Linked DNA regions of Homo sapiens: regions 2 and 3 are each linked to region 1. Evidence: chromatin contacts called from ENCODE Hi-C or POLR2A ChIA-PET data. All regions are on one chromosome and are shown on one strand. Each heading gives the region's core, a stretch centred on a gene start or an enhancer-like site at or near the end of the contact. The rest is flanking DNA. Distances are from core to core; before and after follow the strand shown.

What was found. Hi-C counts contacts between places; a loop is a spot of excess contacts on that map. ChIA-PET counts read pairs that join two places held with the same protein, here RNA polymerase II (POLR2A). Pooled maps may share reads with other maps.
Region 2: a map of heart left ventricle shows a loop between it and region 1 (2.8-fold over the local background). The contact joins two enhancer-like sites. A Hi-C loop is called at or near these places in 9 of 168 maps with a recorded cell type or tissue (Caco-2, HepG2, IMR-90 and 5 more) and 5 of 50 pooled maps. POLR2A ChIA-PET finds 5 or more read pairs at or near these places in 8 of 52 experiments (A549, Caco-2, HEK293 and 5 more).
Region 3: a loop to region 1 is called in a map of Panc1, with 4 times the contacts of the local background. The contact joins the promoter of LINC02594 here to the enhancer-like site in region 1. A Hi-C loop is called at or near these places in 5 of 168 maps with a recorded cell type or tissue (Caco-2, HepG2, Panc1 and 2 more) and 1 of 50 pooled maps. POLR2A ChIA-PET finds 5 or more read pairs at or near these places in 5 of 52 experiments (HepG2, MCF 10A, PC-9 and 2 more).

Annotation. Positions count from the first base shown.
Region 1 is chr17:43,627,107-43,629,832 of GRCh38, forward strand. No RefSeq gene overlaps it. Among named protein-coding and RNA genes, the nearest start is that of MEOX1, 33 kb to the right of the region's middle. RefSeq lists an enhancer at 887-1,388. Within about 2 kb of position 1,420, at least 3 of the 41 ENCODE cell types and tissues checked have a DNase peak (open chromatin) inside an H3K27ac peak, as active enhancers do; they include heart left ventricle and heart right ventricle, where a contact is called at or near this core.
Region 2 is chr17:43,590,534-43,593,259 of GRCh38, forward strand. No RefSeq gene overlaps it. Among named protein-coding and RNA genes, the nearest start is that of ETV4, 46 kb to the left of the region's middle. RefSeq lists an enhancer at 1,650-2,149. Within about 2 kb of position 1,403, at least 21 of the 41 ENCODE cell types and tissues checked have a DNase peak (open chromatin) inside an H3K27ac peak, as active enhancers do; they include heart left ventricle and heart right ventricle, where a contact is called at or near this core.
Region 3 is chr17:43,663,453-43,666,178 of GRCh38, forward strand. LINC02594 (long intergenic non-protein coding RNA 2594) reads left to right here and starts at 1,412. Exons shown (of 4, transcript NR_184089.1): 1 at 1,412-1,547. RefSeq lists an enhancer at 2,194-2,719.

The DNA.
Region 1 (2,726 bases), core at 170-2,669:
GTTCTTTTTTACCCTTTGCTGCTGACCAACCATCTAGGGTGAAACTGGCAGCATAGGCGAATATCTAGTTTCCCTGAAGAATCCTCTTTGAGTCTCCCCAACACCCCTGCCATGTAAATTATTATATCTCATTTTATGAATAAAGAAACTGGTTGGGCGCGGTGGCTCACGCCTGTAATCTCAGCACTTTGGGAGGCTGAGGCGGGTAGATCACCTGAGGCTAGGAGTTCAGGATCAGCTTGGGCAACATGGTGAAGCCCCATCTCTACTGAAAATACAAAAAATTAGCTGGGCATGGTGGCTCATGCCTGTAATCCCAGCTACTTAGGAGGCTGAAGCATGAGAATCACTTGAACCCGGGAGGCAGAGGTTGCAGTGAGCCAAGATCGTGTTACTGCATTCCAGCCTGGGTGACAGAGTGAGACCCTGTCTCAAAAGGGGGAAAAAAAAAAGAAAAAAAAGAGAAACTGAGTTTCAGGGAGACTCAATAATTTGCCCAATGCATGGAGAGATAATTTTGAGATTTTCACTTGTATTGGTTTCCTTCCCTTTATTCTGCCCTTTTGCACGTTGCCCAATGCCAGCAGACGGCCTGATGTACTTAGGTACCCTCACAGGGTGGACAGGTTCTACCTTCCCAAATGCAAGCAGCTCTGGCTGGCCCTGCCTATTAGCACGGTCCTGTGAAGGCTGAGGACACAGCTTGAGACCCTGAGGACAGTGGTAACTGGAGAGAAACGGGCACGATGGGAAGAATGCCCCCTGCCCCCTCCCCCCATCTCTCCTCCACCCTCCACTACCTAAGCCTGTTGTAAGCAAGAGGAGCAGACCAGATCTCCTGGAAAGGAGAAAAAAAAAAGAAAAAGGAAAAAAATTCTCCCATCTGTTGAGTATTAACCTCTGAACCATTTAACCAAACATTGGCTTCTCCTGTCATTTGATAAGGTGTATCCAGCAAAGGGAGATGAGAAAATTGGGAGGTTATTCTTTTAAATTACATCAGCAGGGGGTTTGTTCCTGCCGCAGAGCTCGGAGGGTCCCGTCTGGGACATCACATCACCACTAGCACACTCAAGGACAGGCTTGAGTGCTTCCCTCTGCCTGGGAGTTCAGGCATTCACAGGGATATTAAAAAAAAAAAAGAAGAAGAAGTAAGAGGGTTTTGAAAATAAAGTCCATGCACGGCAGGCTGTCTGCCCTGAGCCAGCACTGTAGCAAGGGGTGATTATGGAGGAAGGAATGGTTTGTGTCACCGTCACACGGAAATGTCCAACGGCTTTTCTGCAGAGACAACACCTCTCAGTCTTCCAGAGACTCTCTGCTCAGACTTCCGGAGCTGTCGGGGACCTCCAAGGCCACTCCGCCTGTCCCAGCCCCCCTTTGAGTTGGGTTTCTCGGCAGGATGGGCCAGCGAGCAGTCTAGACAGATAGAGACCTTCAGTGCTGGCCAGCTGGCTTCTGCTGGCAGGTCGGACCCGTCGTGAGGACATCAAGCCCTGGACAGAGGGCAGGAGCCCAGACTTTGGCTGCTGTCTTTGGTCTAGCCCTCCCTCCTGTCCCTCTTCTGAACTCCAACTGATAAGAGCAGCTTATCTCCCTAGGCTTAGGTCCTTGCTGAACTAGTCCCTTCTCTCTGGGCCTCAGTTTCCCCATGAGTGCAAGGAGCTGGATGGGAGGGTCTCCAAGGGCCTATCAACTCTGCTACATAGTGGTGTTTGATCTTAAGATTCCTTTGGCCGGGCACGGTGGCTCACACATGTAATCCCAGCACTTTGGGAGGCTGAGGCAGGCAGATTGCCTGAGGTCAGAAGTTTGAGACCAGCCTGGACAACATGGTGATACCCCATCTCTACTAAAAATACAAAAATTAGCTAGGTGTGGTGGTGGGCACCGGTAATCCCAGCTACTTTGGAGGCTGAGGCAGGAGAATTGCTTGAACCCAGGAGGCGGAGGTTGCAGTGAGCCGAGATTGTGCCACTGCACTCCAGCCTGGGTGACAGAGTGAGACTCTGTCTCAAAAAAAAAAAAAAAAAAAAAAAGGCTGGGCGCGGTGGCTCATGCCTGTAATCCCAGCACTTTGGGAGGCCGAAGTGGGTGGATCAGGAGGTCAGGAGATCAACACCATCCTGGCTAACATGGTGAAACCCTGTCTCTAATAAAAAATACAAAAAATTAGCCGGGCGTGGTGGCGGGCTCCTGTACTTGGAAGGCTGAGGCAGGAGAATGGTGTGAACCCGGGAGGCTGAGGTTGCCGTGAGTCGAGATCGCGCCACTGCACTCCAGCCTGGGTGACAGAGGAAGACTCCATCTCAAAAAAAAAAAAAAATTCTCTGGTGGGGGGAAACACCTATTCTCTACCTTTCCTAGTGACTCACAGCCCATTTGTTGAAAGTCTTCCCTGCCATCTTTTCTAGCCTCATTTCACTGAAACTTCACTCCTTTTTTTTTTTTAAGTGGAGTCTTGCTCTGTCACCCAGGCTGGAGTGCAGTGGAGCAATATTGGCTCACTGCATGCTTGGCCTCCCAGGTTCACGCCATTCTCCTGCCTCAGCCCAGCCGAAACTTCACTCCTTTTATCTGGTCCTTGGTTTCCAGAGCCAGTGAGGTCTTGCCTACCTCTTCCCCTGGACTCACTAATCTATCTCTCATATATCACTTCTTCCCCAGTAAAGGCAAGGGAAAGGCAGCCCACTCTCCCTGTTCACTAACTGAGCTCCAGGTTCGGG
Region 2 (2,726 bases), core at 153-2,652, 37 kb before region 1:
TTTTATTTAAAAAAAACTTTTAATTTCCACTTCTAGGCATATATCTTTTCCTTATCTGTCACAAAGTTCATGGCTTGAGATCCCTATAACAAAAGATAGATTAACAAGAGAAAAGCATACACATTTATATAATAAGTTTCCGTGACATGGGAGATGAAGACCCAGGGAAATAGGGAATACTGTGTATATTTTATGCTTAGGTTTAATGAGGAGTAGAGCGTTGTGTAGAAACATGATGGACGAGGCCAGGCGTGGTGGCTCACGCCTGTAATCCCAGCACTTTGGGAGGCCGAGGCGGGTGGATCACTTGAGGTCAGGAGTTCAACACCAGCCTGGCCAACAGGATGAAACCCCGTCTCTACTAAAAATACAAACAATTAGCTGGGCATGGTAGCGCACGCCTGTAATCCCAGCTACTCGGGAGGCTGAGACAGGAGAATTGCTGGAACCCAGGAGGTAGAGGTTGCAGTGAGCGGAGAACACACTACTGCACTCCAGCCTGGGAGACAGAGCGAGACTCCATCTCAAAAAAAAAAAAGAAGAAGAAATATGATGGAAGAAAGGGGGTATGATCTAATAGTAATCAACTTGGGGGAGCTTAGCAAGGCCTGTTTCTTCAGATTCTTCTCTGCTTCTTCATTCCTTTCCTCTGGATATAGGGAGGACCCCTCTGGAATGAGGGTCTTATGACCTACTTTAGAAGAAAGACAGAAAATTCTTTCATGATCTGCTTCAGGGGAGAATAGTAGCAGCAAGTCAGAGAGATCTTCCTCCTTCTGCTGCTTTTGCCGAGGTGCTGTATTTTGGGGTAGCATGTCCTGAACTCCATCACCATCTTGTTTGCCCCTTTAGGATCTGCCAGCAAGATTTTGAGCAAAATCCTAATCTCTGGCCTCATTTTAGAGCTTGTAGCATCAGGTTTGGAGGCTAGGGGTTCCTGGTGCCCCAGCACCAGAGAGGAGGGTGAGAAGGCCACCTTGGGAGAGCTGGGCCATTTCAGGGGAGGAAATTAAAACTAAATTGCATTAATTGGTTTTCATATTGAACCCTGCTTCTTAAGTGTGCTAAATGTCTGGTTAAACAAATAGCTAAAAAGATAGAATCACTTTGCTATCATTTTTTGTGGTAAGGGAAAAGACAAAAAAACAAAGATGTTGATTTAAGATATAGCCTAGGGCTGGGGGGCTGGGGGAAACCTGGTGAAGGCTCCTGTTGTTTGGGGTCGGAGGTCGCAGGAGCAGCGGCTGCCTGGGGATCAGGCTCAAGGTTCTGGAATGATGGAAAAACCTGGCCTGACGCTTTTCCTCAGCGGACCCTTCACTGGCTAACAGGAGCCAGCTGAGCGAACACAGAGGCGCTGTAACCGGCGCAGATCCCAGCTTCCTCTGAAATTTCCAGGCCTCTTTTTTCCTGTCGGATTCCAGACAGATGAAATTTTCCTGGCCCCGGCCCATTCCTGGCAGCATCTCCCCTCTGAATCATCATAAATCAGGGCTTGGCGGGGAGCGGTGGGATTTTCCTGATTTTCCTGATCGACACGCTGCTGCCCTGGTAAAATGGGGCTCCGTTTCCAAGGCTAAAAATAGCTCTGGGGTGCTTGCCTGAGTTCTCCCCATCGCAAGTTGCTGCTTCGTATTGTAAATATTCATATCTGTCTATGATTATTATTTCATCGAGAAGGGCTGTGGACGTGCAGATGCGGGCCGCTGGGGGCCTCGGTGGTCTGAAGTGACACCATTGTTCACAGGATCATATGCGGGGGCCTGTGCATTCCTCAAAGCCTCCATCATCCAAGGAGCCCCCAATTAATTTCAATACAAACACCGGATATGGCCTCCCCCGCGCCTTTGCAGCCATAACACATGAGGTCATGCTGCTTTGGTTAACCCGAGGAGTTGCAGAGTGAGATGGGGAGGCTTCTAGGCCCCAGGGGAGGCCTGGGGTATCTGCCCTGCCTGGTTTAGGCGAGGCTGTTTACTGCAATGGGGTCTACGGCACACCCACACTCTCTCGCCTTCCTTCACTCAGAAACTGAAATCTCTGATTCCCGATGTCTCTTCCCAGCCACTCTCCCCATCTCTAGCCACTTGGCTGCCAACCCACCACCCACCCCTGTGGTTCTTTGCAAACTCCTTACCCTCCGTGCTCTTGCATACACAGCTTCATTCACCTGGGGCATCTTTTTACCTCTTCATCAGGCTCCTTCTGGAAGATTCACCTCAGGAGTTTCTTCCTTCAGGAAGCATTTCCTGATCACTCCATTCAGGGTTAAGTACTGTTTTCTTGGCTGGGAGCAGTGGCTCATGCCTGTAGTCTTGGTACTTTGGAAGACGGAGGCAGGCGGATCACTTGAGCTCAGGAGTTCGAGACCAGTCTGGCCAACATGGTGAAACCACATCTTTACTAAAAATACAAAAATTAGCTGGGCACAGTGGTGCATGCCTGTAATCCCAGCTACTCGGGAGGCCGAGGCAGGAGAATCGCTTGAACACAGAAGGTGGAGGTTGCAGTGAGCCGAGATTGCGCCAATGCATTCCAGCCTGGGTGACAGAGTGAGACTCCATCTCAACAACAACAACAAAATTAAATTTAAAAAAAAAGTACTTGCTGGGCGTGGTGGCTCGCGCCTGTAATCCCAGCGCTTGGGGAGGCCGAGGCTGGTGGATCACCTAAGGTCAGGAGTTCAAGACCAGCCTGGCCAACATGGTGAAATCCCATCTCTACTA
Region 3 (2,726 bases), core at 162-2,661, 36 kb after region 1:
GGTAAGTAAGAATTATGTCTCCATTTTGCAGATGACAAAACCGAGGCTCAGATGGATGACTGGGCTGCCCAGACTCACACAGCTAAGAAATGGTGGAATCAGCACTTGGCCTCAGGTGTCCTGCTGTTCAGTTTGGAGCAGGCCAGATGCAGAGGAGGAGGCATGGGGTTTGAGGTTAGACGGGTCTGAGTTCAAGCCCCAGGTCTGCCACTTCCTGGCTGTGTGCCCTGGAACAAGTCACCTTATCTCTCTGAACTTCTTTTTTTTTTTTTTCTTTTTGAGATGGAGTCTCGTTCTGTCGCCCAGGCTGGAGTGCAGTGGCATGATCTCAGCTCACTGCAAGCTCCGCCTCCCGGGCTCACGCCATTCTCTTGCCTCAGCCTCCCGAGTAGCTGGGACTACAAGCACCCGCCACCACGCCCGGCTAATTTTTTGTATTTTTTAGTAGAGACGGGGTTTCACCGTGTTAGCCAGGATGGTCTCAATCTCCTGACCTCGTGATCCGCCCGCCTCGGCCTCCCAAAGTGCTGGGATTACAGGCATGAGCCACCATGCCTGGCCATCTCTCTGAACTTCTGTTTCCTCATCTGAGATGACAGTCAGAGTGGGATCTGTGTAAGGCACTTTGCACCTTACACATTTTTACCCCCACGGATTCCCACAAAAGCCTTCTGAGGCAACAGTCATTCTCATCAGCTCCGTTTCTCTCTCTCTCTTTTTTTTTTATCAGCTCCGTTTTTCAGCAGAAGACTCTGATGCACAGATAGACTGTGTAACCTGCACAAGGCCACACAGCAGGGAAGCGGCGGACCCAGGATTCAAATTGAGGCAGCCCAGCCCACAGACATTTGCAAATCTTCAATGAAATCCTTTATGTAGGCCAGGCACGGTGGCTCAGACCTATAATCCCAGCACTTTGGAAGGCTGAGGCAGGCAGATCATTTGAGGCCAGGAGTTCAAGACCAGCCCGGCCAACATGGTAAAACCCCGTCTCTAATAGAAATACAAAAATTAGGCCGGGCGCGGTGGCTCACGCCTGTAATCCCACCACTTTGGGAGGCCGAGGCGGGTGGATCATGCGGTCAGGAGATCGAGACCATCCTGGCTAACACAGTGAAACCCCGTCTCTACTAGAAATACAAAAAAAAAAAAAAAAAGGCGGGCGTGGTGGCGGGCGCCTGTAGTCCCAGCTACTTGGGAGGCTGAAGCAGGAGAATGGTGTGAACCCGGGAAGCAGAGCTTGCAGTGCACCGAGATCACGTCACTGCACTCCAGCCTGGGTGACAGAGCGAGACTCCATCTCAAAAAAAAAAAAAAAAAGAAATACAAAAATTAGCTGGGTGTGGTGGCACATGCCTGTAATCCCAGCTACTCGGGAGGCTGAGGGCAGGAGAATCGCTTGAGCCTGGGAAGCAGAGAGGTTGCGGTAAGCCAAGATTGTACAACTGCACTCCGGCCTGGGCGACAGAGTGAGACACTGTCTCAAAAAAAAAAAAAAAGAAAAAGAAAAAGAAATAAAGAAAGAAATCCTTTATGCAAAAGGCAGAGTAAGTAATGGACAAATGTGGCTCCCTTCCTAGCACATCTATTTCTGGTTAACCTCGATGATCCCAAAGGGTGAACCTGGGAATGGGGAGTTCTGAGGAAATTCTACAGAAACAGCCTTGTGAGGTCCTTTGTGGGGGGCACGCTGTGCTGTGGGGGTTCTGGAAGGAATCCGTGGGAGGCTGGGAGGAAGATCTGGCTTGTCAGCTTCCCTAGGAAAACCTTCCCCTGGGCTGGCCGCAGGCTGTAACCGGATTCCTGCTCCACCTCTGCATCTGGCCCAGGGACCTCATGGCAGGGAGGCCCAGCGCCTGGCCCTTTGCCCCTGGACGGGGTGGGCCCTGGGTCATGGTGGGGTGGGTGGGGAGGTCAGGAGGGCCATGGGGAGGGGGCGCGGTGGGGTGCTTTGCCCTGAGAACACAGGCCTCTGGCACCCCGGAGCCCCCGGCAGCTGCTGGCGTCTGTCAGCCACCTTGCGGGGCGCGGCCGGGGGCTGCTGGCCCCTACATCTTCCTGACAGGCCCCTCTTCTGAGGCCAGGAAAAAACAACAACAGTTCCTCCCCTCACGGCAACCCATTTGTTAGATGAAGGCCGGGCACCAGCACCTTTAACCTCCTCAAAGTCAGCGTTTCCCTGTCAAGGCCCCACAGGGCCAGAGACAGAGATGGATGGAAGGAGCTGTGTGTCGAAAAAGCCCTGTGGCCTCATGAGGAGAGCTCTGTTTTCAGGAAGGGAGGGGACCCCGGTTTCTGATTGTTGGGGAGAATAAGGGGAGGAAGAGGAAAAGTGTGAGTCACGAGGAGGTCCCCCAGGGGCGTGGGGGGGCCCAGGAGGGCTTTCAGCCTGGCCACACCTGAGCCATCACGTGGAACTTGCGGAATGTCTCCCATTGTGCGTGGCAGGCAGGCGTGTACTTGGCAGGACAGGGCTGCTTCTGTTTGTGGCCACCCCACCCCCTTGTGCTTGGAGAGGCAGGGTGTCAGGGCAAGGCCCTGGACCTGGAGGCAGAAGACACGGGTTCAAGGTGTGACCTTGCCTGTTACCGGCTGTGTGGTCTCAGGCAAATCACACCCTTCTCTGAGCTTCATTTTTCTCACTGGCAAAATGGAGTTGACAGTTCCGGCCTCACCTGGCGGTTAGGAGGATAAATGAACTGCATCTGAGAACAGAGCTGGCTGAC